Regions from separate parts of the Mus musculus genome. Here region 1 is linked to region 2. Evidence: chromatin contacts called from ENCODE POLR2A ChIA-PET data. All regions are on one chromosome and are shown on one strand. The core of a region is the stretch at or near the end of the contact, and the rest is flanking DNA. Distances in the headings are between cores, read along the strand shown. Region 1 holds the start of Ttc9 (tetratricopeptide repeat domain 9). Region 2 holds the start of Med6 (mediator complex subunit 6).

Region 1 (7,946 bases), core at 5,027-7,526, 36 kb after region 2:
GTGCACATGCGCACCCCTCTATTCATAATTGCATTTTTCTGCCTACTAAATTCCTCATTGGCTAAGCTCTTGATGGAGATACAGTCTTCTTGTGTCTAGAATGGCTCCCTCTTCAAATTCTTCATTCTCTTGGTTCAGGAAGCAAGGCTTTATTTAATATATATCCAGAGGCTTGAGATTTCCTTCGTTTTTAATACGCAGCCTTGGTCATGTGGCAGACTGTAACTTTTCAACCATGGAATGAGCAACAGTACCAGGGCAAACAGGTGCTAGCTGCCAAGTAGGGAGGACGGAGCCTAGGGACTCCTGCATCTCTGTGACACCCTGATGATGTCTAAATGCACCCATACTGAAAACGGAACACAATCATTTACTTCTTACATATGGATGAAAGCAGATGATAGAAATGCTATCATTTTTCTCAGGTAAATTTTGAAGTTCAGTGCAATTAGCAAAACATCCTCAAAATAGCTTTGGTTTGATTGTCACACCATCTAATCCTGAAAAGCTTAGATTTGAATAAACAAGATTCAAATATATATCTCATGTCTGCTCAAGACACTGAGCTGAAGGAAGAGGCAACAGCAGCCCTAGCTGTCTCCTGGGGTGTATGCAAGCTCAGAACCAGTCTGCAAAGAGAGGGGGAAGCCTTTGAAGGTCAGTGGTCAGGCAAAGAGTCAGAGACTCCAAGAAGCAGGATCAGAGAAGATACAAGGCTGGAACCCACAGGGAGCAGGTGTAGCATGCTAGCACATAATCCTTTCCTTCCAAGTTCTTCACCTCCAGTGCCAGCCTCGGGAGTAAAGACTTCCCATAGACTTCTGCGAGGTGTGCTCACAGCTTGCCTGTTATGGGTGGAAGGTGAAGCGTTGATAGTGCATCATAGCTCCATGATCGCTAGACACCTACCATGGCCCAGTCGTCTTTCTCTTATAAGGGAAGAAGTGTACCCGAGAGCCACTGAAAGGAGGAAAATCAAAATACCACTTTCCGTGCAATGGAGTAAATGCCAAATTGATTAGTTCAGCGTTCTCTCTTTAGGGCCAGCAGCCTACATCAATGGCTTCCAAGGGACTTTTCCTCTTGGATGAGACACAAATCCCCTCACTTTTGGTGAGAAATGCAAGCAATAAAAAGTTTGTGTGGTTATGCACTCGAGGAGGGGAAAGCAAGGTAGCCAGAAGGTCCCCGAAGAAGGCCCTGACTCAGTTTCCCTGTGCCAGGCAAATGAAGTAGAAGAAACTGAGTGGAGGTTAGACCAATTCACTTCCCAGAATCCTACCAAGAAACTGAACAAAAATCAGAGGAAAGGCAGAGCTAAGAGAGAAGGGGAAATCGGGGCTCCCCCTTTCTCCTCTTCCTCAGGTACACCAGGGACAAGCAGAAGCAGCCGAGGACTTACTAGCCATGCGGAATCTTGATCCCACCCGAGGAGAACCGAATTGGAGAGGCAGTCTGGAAGACCGTCAGGCCACTCAACTCAAACTGGGCAGAGTCTGGAATACGATGAATTTCTGGCTCCCAAATTCACGCTCTGCTTCATTTCCTAAAATAATGCTCGGCATATGGTCAATAATTAATGAATGAATATTTGAGAAATTCTCCTTGGCACTTCTTTAATTCCATCTGAGGGGAAGCAAGCATTTCCAAGAAGCGAGAACACGCTACAAATGAGTGGCTAAGCCAGACAGAAGCATGCTGAAAGCAAGCAAATAAACAATGCCAGGCAACCACACTCAGCACTGCCAAGTGGGACAGATGGGCATAGTAACTCCTTCCTCACTTCCTACCCCCATGGTCTTCCCTCCCTTCCTCGCTGGTGCTCCCCTCCCCTTCATCCTTAGGAGTACCAAGGTCTTGTGCTGAGTTCTTTGTCTTACACAAGGAAATGTCACATGAGTTATCTGTCTCTTCGAACCCTATCCTTAAAACCAAAACTGAAGGAAAGACATAGTGCGGGGAGGGGAGTTGTCATGCCATTAACCTTAACCTTTTAACTTGATTCTTTTATTTTCTGCATGTATGTGTTTGTATGTATACGTGTGTGGTGTGTATGGGTATGTGCACACATCTGTGCAGAGGACAAAAGTCCACATAGATGTCTTCCTCAATCACTGTCCACCTTATTGGGACAGGGTCTCTCACTGATTCATTGATTTAACCAGATTGGCTGCCTGTGAGCTCCAACGATCTTCTGTCTCTATCTCCTTAGTACTGAGGTTACAGAGGCTTGCTTGCACAACCTTATCAACCGAGCCATCTCCCAAGACCCACGTCTTACCTTTAGATGGTTAAAGTGACCTGAATTACTTCTTTTTGTTGAGACATTACCAAGTCCAAGGTCTGGGTCTTTATTTGATATTTGCTCTCTATGATTCTTTCTACCCTAATCCACTGGGGTAACAGGAAATCTTTCAATCTCTTCCGTCTGCTCAACTACTTGAAAATAGAAAGGGCCAGGAGTTGGCAGATATTTACGAATTATTGGAGTTCTGCCGCCACATTATTATGGGATCCAGCCATGGTAGGATTTAGTGTGTAATACAATTACCGTCTGCCAAGTACTTACACCATGCTTCACAACAAACCCACTGGGTCATAACCCCACCCCCACTTAATGAGTGGGGAAATCTGAGGTTGTCTAAAGTTGAATAACTTGCCCAGGAACTAGCCAAGAGAGAATGCCAGCTACACACACACCTGTCCGACTTCAAAACTCCTTCACCACTGAGCAAACAGAGCGCCTCACTTGTCAGAAGACGGTAGACTCAGTGTGTAAGCAGAGACTCTTTACCCTCTTTGGAGCATTAGGGAGGCTCAAGTGGGATTAAAGGTGATGGAGCATTTAGAAAAGGGACGTTCTATAAAATGCAAGGTATAATTTAGTACGCCAAGTTCAGGTCCAATTAAAAAGCTTTAGTTCACCATGAATGGTAACTACCCATGTGAAACATTCATCCTTAGCATGAAGTATGTCCCAGTTAAGGTGCCATGCATTTTTCATTTACCAACTTCATAAATACCAAGTCCTTATACAAGTTTTACTCTTGATGTAAGGAAGCTATGTAATGATGTATTTGTGTTGGGAGCGCAGGTTGGTCTCACCTTTTAAATTTGAATTATACATATGACAAGGTCTCCCTCTGTAGCCCAGGCTGGTCTGGACTTCACTCTGCATACTAGGCTAATCTCAAATGTGAAACATGCTTTGTGTCTCAATCTCCCGAGTGTTAGGATTACAGGCAGGACACCCCATAGCCAGTTGGACCACATTTAGACAAACAACTGTGCGCCAGGGAGATGGTTTCATGGTTAAAACACTTGTAAACCACCCACCCTTGGCTTGGGGGCCCACCCACAATGCCAGCAATTGGAAGGTGGAGACGGGGGATCTCCAGAGAAAGCTGGCTAACCAGACCAACAGCTCCGAAACCCTGGATCCAATTGAGAGACCTGTTTCCATGAAAAACATGGAGAGCAATCAATGAAGACTCCCAACATCAACCTCAGGTCTCCACATACAAGTGCACTGGCATTACACACATATGTGTTCACGCACAGAGAAACACACACATTCTCATGCATACCACACACATACTCACGGGGGAGAAAAGAGCAAATTGACGGACTTTCTTGAGCTGGGTGTATGGCTCAGTGGTAGAATGTTTGCCTAGCACAAATGAGGCTCTGGGTTTGACCCTCAGCACGGTGTGTGTGTGTGGGGGAGGTTACTTTAAAAATTAACCAATTTTCCTGACAGAAAAGTAAATAAGAACAAAAAATAAATACGAGTAATGCAAGAGATTAAGAATAATGTAAGAGCTTCCAAGGACAGATTACATGGGTTTAAATACCAGGCTTGTTACTTACTGGGAGTACAACCTTGACAAGTCTCTGTAACATGCTGTGGAGGAAAAGAAATAGCCCAAATAGATTCATGGGCGTGAATGATTGGCCCATGGAGGTGGCACTATTCGGAGGTGTGGCCTTGTTGGAAGAAGTGTGTCACTGTGGAGGCAGACTTTTGAGAGCTCATATATGCTCAAGGTCCACCCAGTGTGGAGCACAGGCTCTTCCTGGTTGCCTTCAGATCAAGATAGAGAACTCTTGACTCTGTCTCCAGCAGCATGCCTACTTGCATGCCACCATGTGTCCCGCCATGATGATGATGGACTAAACTGGACTACTGAGACTGTAAGCCAGCATCAATTAAATCTTTTCTTTTATAAGAGTTGTCATGGTCAGAGTATCTCTTCACAGCAATAGAAACCCTAAGACATGTGGTATTCAAAATTGGAGTAACTACTTATTTCACTAGATTGTTATGAAGGTTACATGTATGCAAAGTGCTTAACCCAGTCCCTGGTACGATGTAAGCACCAGGTATTTGATATCTACTATTGTTCACTTCATTTAGTATTATCCACAATAGTGCATAACGTAATATAAAAAGCCGTCTGGATACAAAAACAACTGGCTCTGTACTTTAAGGTACATACCTACAATAGACTATTATATAGCCATGAGAATAAGGCATGGGGGCCCAGCTCAGCTGTGGAGCACTTGCTTGCATGAATCCCCAGGTTCAATCCCCAGAACTGCAAGAGGGAAGCACTAAAAGAATATTTAATTCCATGAAACGTGAAAGTTTAAAAAGAAGGAAACAAATTTTAAACATTGACCCATACCGCTTACATTTGTTAAGCAGAAATACAAAACTTTGAGTAAGAGTCTCCGGGTACCCCTATGTATACGCTGAGGCTTTTGTTAACAGTTTTTTATACTTTCCTAAACTTCTAGTGCAGAACAGCGGGTGTGGCCATATTATGTCAATCTTGTTAAAGTGCAACTTCTGGGTCAGTGGGCTGGCAGTCTTGCACCCGGAGCACTTCTTGCAGGCTCATCAGTGATGCTCATTCTGCTGGTCCAAAACCTGAGTAGGAAGTTTTCACAGCACTGTCTCTGAGCTCCTCTTGGAGCTACAGAAGCACCGATTGCTGGATCCAAGGCTAGGGTCCTGTTTTAGACAATCTGGACTATGTCCTTAGAGCTTGCATATAATAATTTCCAGAAGATGTTGATGCTGCGGATCTGGGAAACACCCTTTGAAAATCACATTAAGAGCATCTTTTCGTTCCCTTAATATCACTAAAAATGTATCTATCCTCTTCATTGCCTATAAACCCAAATCCAAATGCTTTATTCAGAAACCCCTGGCATCCCTCTCACTTGGAAAGCCATAAAGTCAAACCTTTAGGCCTTAAATATGTCTGAGGTGTCCAACATTACAGCTCTGAGAGCTTTCTTGCTTTGTCTGGTATTTTACTCCTTCCCTGTGCCCATCCTTTGGGGGGTCTTCAAATGTTATTACCCTGTAAGGAATTCCCAGGGCTCCACAGCGCTTTCTGTGATTGCTAGTGGGAATTGTATCTTCCAGCAGTAAACTGGGTTCTTTTGGTGTGTGTGTGGTGGGGGGGGGGGGGCTGTAACTTGCCTATTTTCATCTGCCTGTGTGTGGCTCAGCCAATCTCCTGCATACAGCTGACACTCTCACTGACAGAGGGAAAGAAAGAAGGAGCCTCCCCAGGAAGGGTGCGTAACTGTCCAGTAATGGAAACTGGAACCCTGTGCCCGCCAAGCCTGATGACCAACAGTAACAGGTGTTTCCATCTCCGCTTCTGTGATTCATTCTGCATAGCTGCGCACGCACATAGCGTAAGCACACACAGTCTCCCGGAATACAACGCCAGGCACGCAGACGTGCACCCGGTGTCCTGGGCGCCCGGGAGACACACCTCAGCGACAACCTGGATCCACAAAAGCGAGGCTCTGCCACCTAAAATAGTAATGTCTTACTGCAAACAAAACAAGCAGTGGCACCTGCTTATTTTCCTTGCTCCCTGGCGCACCTTTCTCTTTAGTCCTAAAGAAAGCTATTGAGGTGACCCCCCCCCCTCCCAGTCCTTCCCATACACACACACCCCTCCCCCATAGCTTCTTTTGGCCACGGCGCGCCTCGGAAGGCTGGATGAATGGGAACCAGGGGGCCCTCTTTGTCGCTAATCTTCCCCTCCTTTGAGCAAGCCCAGCTTCTTCCGGGTCAGCGACAATCACCACCACCCCAGTCGGGCCCGTTGTCCCCTGCACCACGGCCAGGCTCGCACAGGGTCCGGTAGCCCGCGGGGACAGGTTGCGGGAGCAGAAAAGGGCGGGGACGAGGGCGGGCGCCGAGGGAACGGGGGAGGGAGCTGGGAGGGGAGCGATCGCAGGAGGAGGGAGCTGCCTCGGGCGGCTGGCGAAAAGGATGGGAGTGCGGGGCAAGCGCGCGGCGCCCAGGGTAACGGCCGCGGCAGAGTCTGCGGGGCGCGAAGCCAGCGCTCCGCGCTTTTAAAGCCCGGATCGCGACGCGCTCTAGGCGCGGGCGGCGGCCGGATGGAGAGGAAGGGCTTGGCGGCCCGATCCTCGGGGAACCCTAGCCCGCCTGCGCTGGGTGAGGGACCGCGGCCCGTGCCGCCGCCGTGCGTCCCGAGCGGCGGAGGAGCCCCGGAGCGGGGCCAGGCTGGAACGGCGGCCGAGCCCGCGGAGCTTATCCGGCGCGCACACGAGTTCAAGAGCCAAGGGGCGCAGTGCTACAAGGACAAGAAATTCCGCGAAGCCATCGGCAAATACCACCGGGCGTTGCTGGAGCTGAAGGGATTGCTGCCGTCACAAGAGGAGCGGGACGCACGGCCAGCCTCCTCGGCAGGGGTTCCCAAATCCAGCCGCCTCTCAGAGGAGCAGAGCAAGACGGTTGAAGCCATTGAGATCGACTGTTACAACAGCCTGGCAGGTAAGCCGCGCCCCGCCGCACCCCCTCCTCTCCTTCCCCGGGCCTCCAGGGGCCCCGCCCGGCCACGCGTCCCGTCCCCAGCTTTCCCAACCTAGTCTCTCTGGATCCCAGAGCGCCGCTGAGGCACACCGCGGTGCAGACTCCCTCCCGTGACAGTGGTGCTCTGGGGAGATCTGGGAGGGAGGCGCTTGAGAAAAAGTGTGACTTTCAAGATGATGTCTTCCAAAGGCCATAGTCATCTTGAGTCTCTTCCCTTGCAAACATGGTGAATCTTGCCTATAAATGACCGGGCAGACAGAGGGCGACCCAGCGGGCCTGTCAGCGACTGCTACTGCTCACTTGGGTTCAAACTGAAGAGATAGAAGAAGCCAGAGATACCGCACAAGCCATGGGCTCTAAGGCTAGCTCATGCACCTGTCTGTCTCACTCGGGTGTCACTGGCTTTAAAGTTGACCTATGTCTTCCCTTAAGTAACCAGATGGAAACAGGCCTTCCCTCAAGTTCTCCTGCCCCAGTAGCAAAGGGGATTTTTTTTTTTTTTCAGGATGTCCTGAGTAAAATGGATTCCAAAATGCTACTTTCTTCTCTCCGGGTCTTGCTCCAGCAGTCTCAGGGCTCTGAGTTCATGGTTGGTCCTTAGCCCTGCTGAATTCTTAGTCTCCTGCCTAAGGCTCTTCTGTTGGGCTGAAGGTGTACTTCCATGGTGTGCTTTAGGGATGAGGCTAAGTGTGTGTGTGTGTGTGTGTGTGTGTGTGTGTGTGTGTGTGTGTGTGCATTATAGAAAATGTAAAGTCTGTAAAAAAGGAAAACGCTGAGGCTTTCGAAGGACTTCCTGCGAAATGTGGCAAACAGCGATATAAACAACTGCCTTACAGTGACGCAACCACCCTCTACTTTTCCCACCTAGTGTGTATGGTTTGGGGCACAGTCAAGCCTCTCTCTGTTAGAATAAAAGGCATTTCTTCATTTCTAACCTTGAAAGTTGCTTGAACTAAGTATGGCCTGTTAGGGGGTGGGGGCGGGGTGACGATGGATGCATCTGGAGGTTGAAAGACTACAACTATGGTCCATTCAGAAATGTAGATCTGCTGTGTTGGCTTTGGGCATTGAGCACCAG
Region 2 (7,523 bases), core at 1,341-3,840:
AAGGGGAAGATGGTAAAATCCACTATTACAGCCATACTGTTTCAGATTCAGAGTAGAATTAAACCTCAAATTCTAAAAAGATATGGTAGATCCAGGAACAGTGATGAAGACCTATAAGTCATAGCACTCTGGGATGCTGAGATAGGTGGATCAAAAGATTGAGGCCAACTTGGACTACATGTGATCCTGTCTTAAAAGATACGGTAAATTGGTTTCCTATAATGAGTTTAATTGAGCATTGGCTATGATGATGTTTCATATCAGTGCCTACTAAACACCATTATAGTTAAGTAATCAACACCCTAACATATAATACTGGATGAAAAACTTCAGCTCTTCTATACAGCTACTTTTACCATTTCTGAAGAAGTCAGATCTAGGTCAAAGTGACAAGCAATCCCGTGAAATATTAATCAAATGAGAAAAAGTTGTTACATGTTAAAACAATTTTAAAAAAAAAATCATGCTTTGTGTGTTTTAAAATAGAGGGAATGATGGGCGTTTAGGCACACGCCTTTAATCCCAGCAGAGGCAGGCAGATTTCTGAGTTCAAGGCCAGGCTGGTCTACAAAGTGAGTTCCAGGACAGCCAGGGCTACACAGAGAAACCCTGTCTTGAAAAACCAAATAAAATAAAATAAAATAAAAGGAACAAATGAAGTATATTAACAAAAATAATACCAACCATTTATATATATGTGTGTGTGTGTGTATGTGTGTGTGTATACACACAAATATATATGGGTAAAGTCACAATATATAAAACCAGGAAATAATGTTTTTGGAAAAAGGCATCTTTGCTAATGAAGAGCAACACAGGGAAAACCACGACTATGATTTAAATTTCCTAATCCTACTAACAATTCCATTTACCATAAAATGTACATTTCTTTTAGCTGCTTTAGGAAACGATAACTTTTTCCTTAAAAAAGTTTTATCTTTCTGCCATTACCAGGCATAACCATTTCATGTCCATATCTATTAACTAACCATTGGTAGGTAGGTAAGATCTATAATTATACATACAATATTATGCACATTAAATGCTTGGCACACTGTAACCCAATAACTGTTACAGTAGTAATGGTGGCATTTTCTCTGTTCTCATGGCAAATTTATATACTTTTATTACTAATTCTTTTTTTAAATTAATTTATTTTATAATTGCAAGTACACTGTGGCTATCTTCAGACAGACCAGAAAAGGGCATCAGATCCCATTACAGATGGTTGTGAGCCACCATGTGGTTGGTGGAATTTGAACTCAGGATCTCTGAAGAGCAATCAGTACTCTTAACCCGCTAAGCCATCTCTCTAGCCCCCTTATTACTAATTCTTATTCCATAACCAGAATCACAGATAATCTGCTCCCACTAAATTGTGAGTTTTTATTCATCAGGAATGAGCATAATAATCACTAAATGCTTCCAATCCATGCCTGAAGGTCAAGGCAAGTATGACTTACTTTATTATTCACAGATCTCAATCAATTTAAACAGCCTCATGTATCCATGGACATTCATCTACAAAAACTGAAATGAAAAGTCAAGTCTGAAAATAAAAGGTAAGTTGTGATCACTTCATAAACAGAATATACCAAAAACCAAGCAGATTTAACCTTCTCACTAATGCAGTCATCACTCTTCCAAGCTACCTCTAATTTCTGTCCATCCCAGAAAAGCCCTGGTTTCGTTTTGTTTTCCTTTTTTTGTTTCTAATTCTATCCCTGACTTTTACACTACTGTCAGCAGCTAAAATGATCTAGTAAAGAAATGCGTAAATGAAAAAAAAAAAAGACAAAGTCAGAATATGCCGTCCCTGTTGACTGTTCTCTCACATTTATCTTTCCAGATCTTCTCTTCTACATCTCCTCCCTATGCCAGCTTCTCTGCCATTCCTCTAAACACCAGACACATTACAATTACGCTAACAAATCTAAGTAATAAGCAATCCACTATGTACATGTATGAAATTGCCAAGAGGAAGAATGAAATATACACAAGCAAAAACAAACTGCTAAACAAAATGCTACCCGACCAAGAAGCTAGTAAGAGGTTGAGTCTCCATTCATTTATTTATTCTTACTCAATGAAAATATACCTCTACTGCTCAGCTTGCCGAAGGCAACCACTGAATGAATGATAAGTGAAAGGTATTATAGGCTAAAATTTAAAATTATTAATAAGAAGACGGGGATTTCTGTCCGGGGACCCATAAGGTGGGATCAGCCCTTATCTTATTCCACTTCTCTCTTCCGAAAAGCTATCCCTTCGCCCCGACATAACGCCCAGCATTGTGAGAGAAACCCCTAAATTGTTTCTAGTTTTTCCGCATCTACCCTTTTAAAGAGACTCGTCAGAAAACGGGAAAGCGCGACCCCTTTTCGTTAGATTAGAGCCTTAGGGTATCCAGGAGCCACTCAGAAGAACTTGAGAGACCTCACAAAAGAGGGTAACGCTGACTTCCGCAAGCTATGAAACCCCAGTAAACCACAATCTGGTAAGGGGAGCATAAAATTAATTACCTCGGATATCCACCGCCGCCATAATTCCAAAAGCGCTATAAGAGCCTCCTTCCGGCGCACAGTAAAGGCGATGACTACCGCGACGGAAGCGGAGGCTGCCGGCCGTACGGTTAGCGGGGAGGTCAAAAGTATTCACGCGGAGCGCGGCGGCAGGAAAAAAAAAAAGTGTTTGGGGGCGGGGATGAGACCTAAAGTGGGTGGAGCCGGGTTGAGCTTTGGTCGTTGGACACGGGCGGGAAAGAAGAAGGCGTGTCACAGGGTGGCGGCGGGGAGGGGAGGGGATTGGGACACGCAGAAGGATGGCGCAGGGAAGGCGGGGCCTGTAGACCTGTGGAGTAAGAAGATAAAGAATGACCCCCTCGCTTAGATGCCAAACTGCAGCTGGCAGAGGTTGTAGTAACAGAGCCAGAACAAAACAAACAAACAAAAAATAAGCAAAGCGTTAGGCCCAAACAGTGGGGAAAGTAATTTCATTTACAAGTAAAGAGGTTAAACAGAGCGCTGCCTCGTGCTCACTACTAACATTCTAAAATTCTCTAAACCAAGGCTTTCACTTGTAATCCCATCTCTCAGGAGGCAGAGCCAAGTGCATAACAAATTTGGGGCCAGCCTGGACTACACACAGAGACAGTATTTTTAAAAACCTCATGAGTATAAAAACAAACTGTTAGACTTAGGAGCTCCGTTTTTCACCTTATCTCAAGCAGAGAAAATCAAGAGACTTTGTTATTCCTGTTATTGAACCAACTAAAAACCTAAACCAGTTAAAAACCTGTAGCATTTTATGACTAAATTTCAAGAGATAGGAAGGGAATTCAGGGGTGAATTATTAACAAGATTAAAAAGAGAAAAGGAACTGGGCGTGGTGGCGCATGCCTTTAATCCCAGCCTGGTCTACAAAGTGAGTTCCAGGACAGCCAGGGCTATACAGAGAAACCCTGTCTCAAAATAAATAAATAAATAAATAAATAAATAAATAAATAAATAAATAAATAAATAAATCAATAAATAAATAAATCAATAAATAAAATTTTTAAATGAGAGAAAAGGAACGAAAAAACAACAACAAAAAAGAGAGAGAGAGAGAGAGAAGAGGAATTCCTTGAGTAGTGTCTAAACACTTGAAGGCAGGGAACAATTCTGTGATGTGAGGAAGCCATAGAAACCCACAACAGAACGTTCTGTCTCTAGTGTGGTTTTCTAAAAGCAAAATGATGGAGATGCTTACAAACAAGATACAGAAACTGAGAGGAGAACCCCAAAACCTGAAGGAAGGAACCTAAATTCACAAAACTAAGGACTACCTAGGCTCCCCCAGCATGTAACCAGAATCCACAAACAAGGCAGGAGAACCATTAATTTAACTGGGACTTTTCGACTCACAGATCAAAGAATTCCACATTTTAAATTCTCAGCATAATAAATACATCACACACACACACACACACACACACACACACACACACACACACACGTTGGTTTTCAAGACAAGATTTTTTAGCTGTCCTGGAACTTGGTTTGCTGACTAGGCTACCAAGCTGGCCTTGAACTCACAGAGATCTACTTGCCTCCGCCTCTCAAGTGCTGGTATTAAAGGTGTGGGCCACCACATCCAGAGAAAACATATTTCTTGTTCACTTCAATTTGTGAACTAGGATTTTATACCGGAAATGACAAAGAAGTGTGTCCAAACTGCTCTGCTTTTCTGTTTGGTTTGTTTCTTTGTTTTTATTCGGATAGTTTCAGCAGGAAAAGGCAAGCTTTTGGGTTTTGTTTCACTGATCTTGTTTCCTTATGTCTTTAGAAGATTAGGAAAGGCTGTGGCAACACACAGAACGTATGATAAGCCAGACTGGAGAAGTTCACTGTATTTTGCAGCCTGGCGAGGGCCCTGCCAGAGGGCTTTCTGTTTGGTTTGTTTCTTTGTTTCTTTTGTTTTTATGTGGACAGTTTCAACAGGAAACAGCAAGTTTTATAGGATATAGCTAAATAGCTTTATGTGATGCAGCCCACAGGTTAGAACATTCACGATTGGTGTGCCTGGGTGTGGCACCGCCCTGAGGACCACAGGTCCTGAGGACTTCATGCTGTTAGGAGCTCTGCTCCGCTCGCTGCCCTCACTGCCCCCTTAATCTAGGAACTGTGAAAACTCTAAGGGCAACTCCACCCCTCACTGGACAGTATCTCTGTCCCTCACAATAATAGTGCTTGTTCTTTATCAAGCATTACTGCTGGAGCAGATTAATGATATAGTTACCACTCTAGAAAGAACTTAAAGATATAGATTGTCAGCAGTGACCACCACCCTTAGAAAATATTTGGAAAAATAAAATTGTTAGTGAAGCTAGGTTGAGATGTTTTTGCTACTGGCTCTGATGTAGAACATCTTAGGTAACAATTTGAAGTTCAGAAAGGCACACTCTTATAAGGTAACCTAGGAACATTTTATGGCCAAGGAACAAGAACAATGGCAGCCCTGGCTGACGTGAGTCTCACTGAGGCTGGCTGGTGGTGGCTGATTTCTTATACTCATTTTTACCCTCAATGTCCTGATATGATTTAATAGGATTACTGATGAGAATATGTGCATTCTGCGTAAAAGTATAATAAGAATTGCTGATGAGTATATTAATTCTGAGGATTTAAAGTAGATATCACTGATTTTTATGTAAAAGTTTAGATTTGTGATTCTTTTAAGATTCTTATAAGATTACTTTTTATAAATAATGAACTAATTAATCCCCCCTTTTTTTGAACCTCAAATTGCTGTTTGCCAGTAAGAGAAACTGGCTGAGAAAACTACTTTGCTTGCTCACACTTAATCTATGTAATCTATAATAAGTTGCTTAGTTACAAATGTTTGTGAGTTCTTGGGAATAATTTGCTTTTTTTTAAGATTTATTTATTTATTTTATATATATGCGCACACTGTAGCTGTCTTCAGGCACACCAGAAGAGGGCATCAGATCCCATTATACATGGTTGTGAGCCACCATGTAGTTGCTGGAAATTGAACTCAGGCCCTCTGGAAAAGCACTCAGTACTCTTAGCTGCTGAGCCATCTCTCCAGCTCCGTAATTTGTTTACCTGTACTATGTAATGTTATTTTTTTTCTTTTTCTTTTTCTATTTTTGTTTTTTTGAGACAGGGTTTCTCTGTCACTTTGTAAACCAGGCTGGCCTCGAACTCAGAAATCCACCTGCCTCTGCCTCCCGAGTGCTGGGATTAAAGGCGTGCGCCACCATGCCCGGCTGTAATGTTATTTCTTATGAAGGTATTGGGGAAGTCATTCACTAGAAGAAAACTAGAATGTAATCACATTGTAATTTTATAATGCTTGAAAGATTTTGCTGGGACATATAAGCCATGGGAGAAAGAATAAAGTTGTTGGAACATTGTTCCTTCTACCTACCAACTATGTGTATATATGAATGCTTTGTATATGTGTATATGTATATAGGTATATATATGTATATATGTGTGTAAATTTTGTGTGGGAATGTGTTGGAGCTCTGTTCCATCCATCAAAGCTTGTGTGGATGTATGTTGGAGCTTGCTCTACTCACCAAGCCCCCCCCCCCCGTGTGTGTGTGTGTGTGTGTGTGTGTGTGTGTGTGTGTGCGTGTGCGCATGCGTGTAAGTGTTTGATTTTCCCCCTTTCTCTTCTCTAACTGCTGGCTGCCACAGGCAGCAGCCCTGGTCCATGTCTGGGCAGACCCCTGTCAGTGGCTATACCACTGACACCCATTGGGTTTACCATATGGTGACAGAGCCTGTCTTTGACAACAGGCAACAGGCAACAGGATAAATGTGATTGAACTTTGGTTTAGAAAGATGCTTGCTTTAAGTGTTTGAAGTGGTCATAAGACTCAAGTCAGGGAATCTAAGTAGGAAGTCATTGGAAACTAAATGGTGTCTACACTAATACAAATGATTGAACTGAAATATTTAGAGGACAGTGTTAAAAAGCAATAGTGACTAATACCCTGGTGAAGAAGACAGAGGCATTCTCTCAGGGTACTGATTTATAAAACCAGCTGCGACTAATCAACTTAGGAGTAACAACAGTGAGTAGATGAAAATGAAGATCTGTTTATTTTGTATAGGTTTGTAAGGCATCCGATAGACCAGGGGTTCTTTAGCTTTTTAAGGCTGAGATTTAGAGCCAGCTAGCTCTTCTGAGGTAAGGGGGCGCTGGCCTGTTAATTATTTAGTAACTGACAGGCTCTCCTCTGCAGAAGGTGCTCAGCAACATTTGTTGATTGAGCTAATGCTTGTAAAAGTGAACAGATGGTATGATGGCCTTTGGGACAATAATAAACTCCTAGAGTTCAACAGTAAATGAAATGAGAGGTTGTGATATGGAAATGGATCTTAAGAAAACACCTAAGATCTCTCCTGACTAGAGAACAATGCAGACCATACAACCCAAGGACAACTTATGCTAAGGTTCTGAGTAAAAAAAAAAAAAAAGAAATACATGACCATTATTCATATGATATCTTTCTAAGAACATCTTCTAGCAAGTGTGATGTCTGTGTGAGATGTTTTCTCCTCTTTTTTTTAAAAGATTTATTTGTTTACATTATATATGTGAGTACATTGTAGCTGTCTTCAGACACACCAGAAGAGGGTACTGGATCCCATCACAGATGGTTGTGAGCCACCATGTGGTCACTAGGAATTGAACTCATGACCTCTGAAAGGGCAGTCAGTGCTCTTAGCCGCTGAGCCATCTCTCCATCCCATATTTTCTCCTCTTATGAAGAGGGAATTCAGTTATTTCATAATACAAACGAGGGTATAAAGTAACCCCAGAACTGCTGAGACAACACCACTGAAATGTTATTCTGGAATCTCTGAGAGTAACTTCAGTGGTCCAGGGAGAGATCAAGTATCTATTCGGTTTGTGTGTTTAAGGGTTACAAGAAAATGAATCACATATATATATATATATATCACAAAATACAAAACAGTACAGCTGTCCACCCAGGGAAGTAG

Evidence for each region. ChIA-PET counts read pairs that join two places held with the same protein, here RNA polymerase II (POLR2A).
Region 1: POLR2A ChIA-PET joins it to region 2 with 18 read pairs in embryonic stem cell. The contact joins the promoter of Ttc9 here to the promoter of Med6 in region 2. POLR2A ChIA-PET finds 5 or more read pairs at or near these places in 4 of 5 experiments (Patski and embryonic stem cell).

What each region holds. Positions count from the first base shown.
Region 1 is chr12:81,624,973-81,632,918 of GRCm38, forward strand. It overlaps Ttc9 (tetratricopeptide repeat domain 9), which reads left to right and starts at 6,277. Exons shown (of 3, transcript NM_001033149.3): 1 at 6,277-6,829. The coding sequence starts at 6,433.
Region 2 is chr12:81,592,418-81,599,940 of GRCm38, forward strand. Med6 (mediator complex subunit 6) reads right to left here and starts at 2,591. Exons shown (of 8, transcript NM_001347384.1): 1 at 2,523-2,591. The coding sequence starts at 2,544.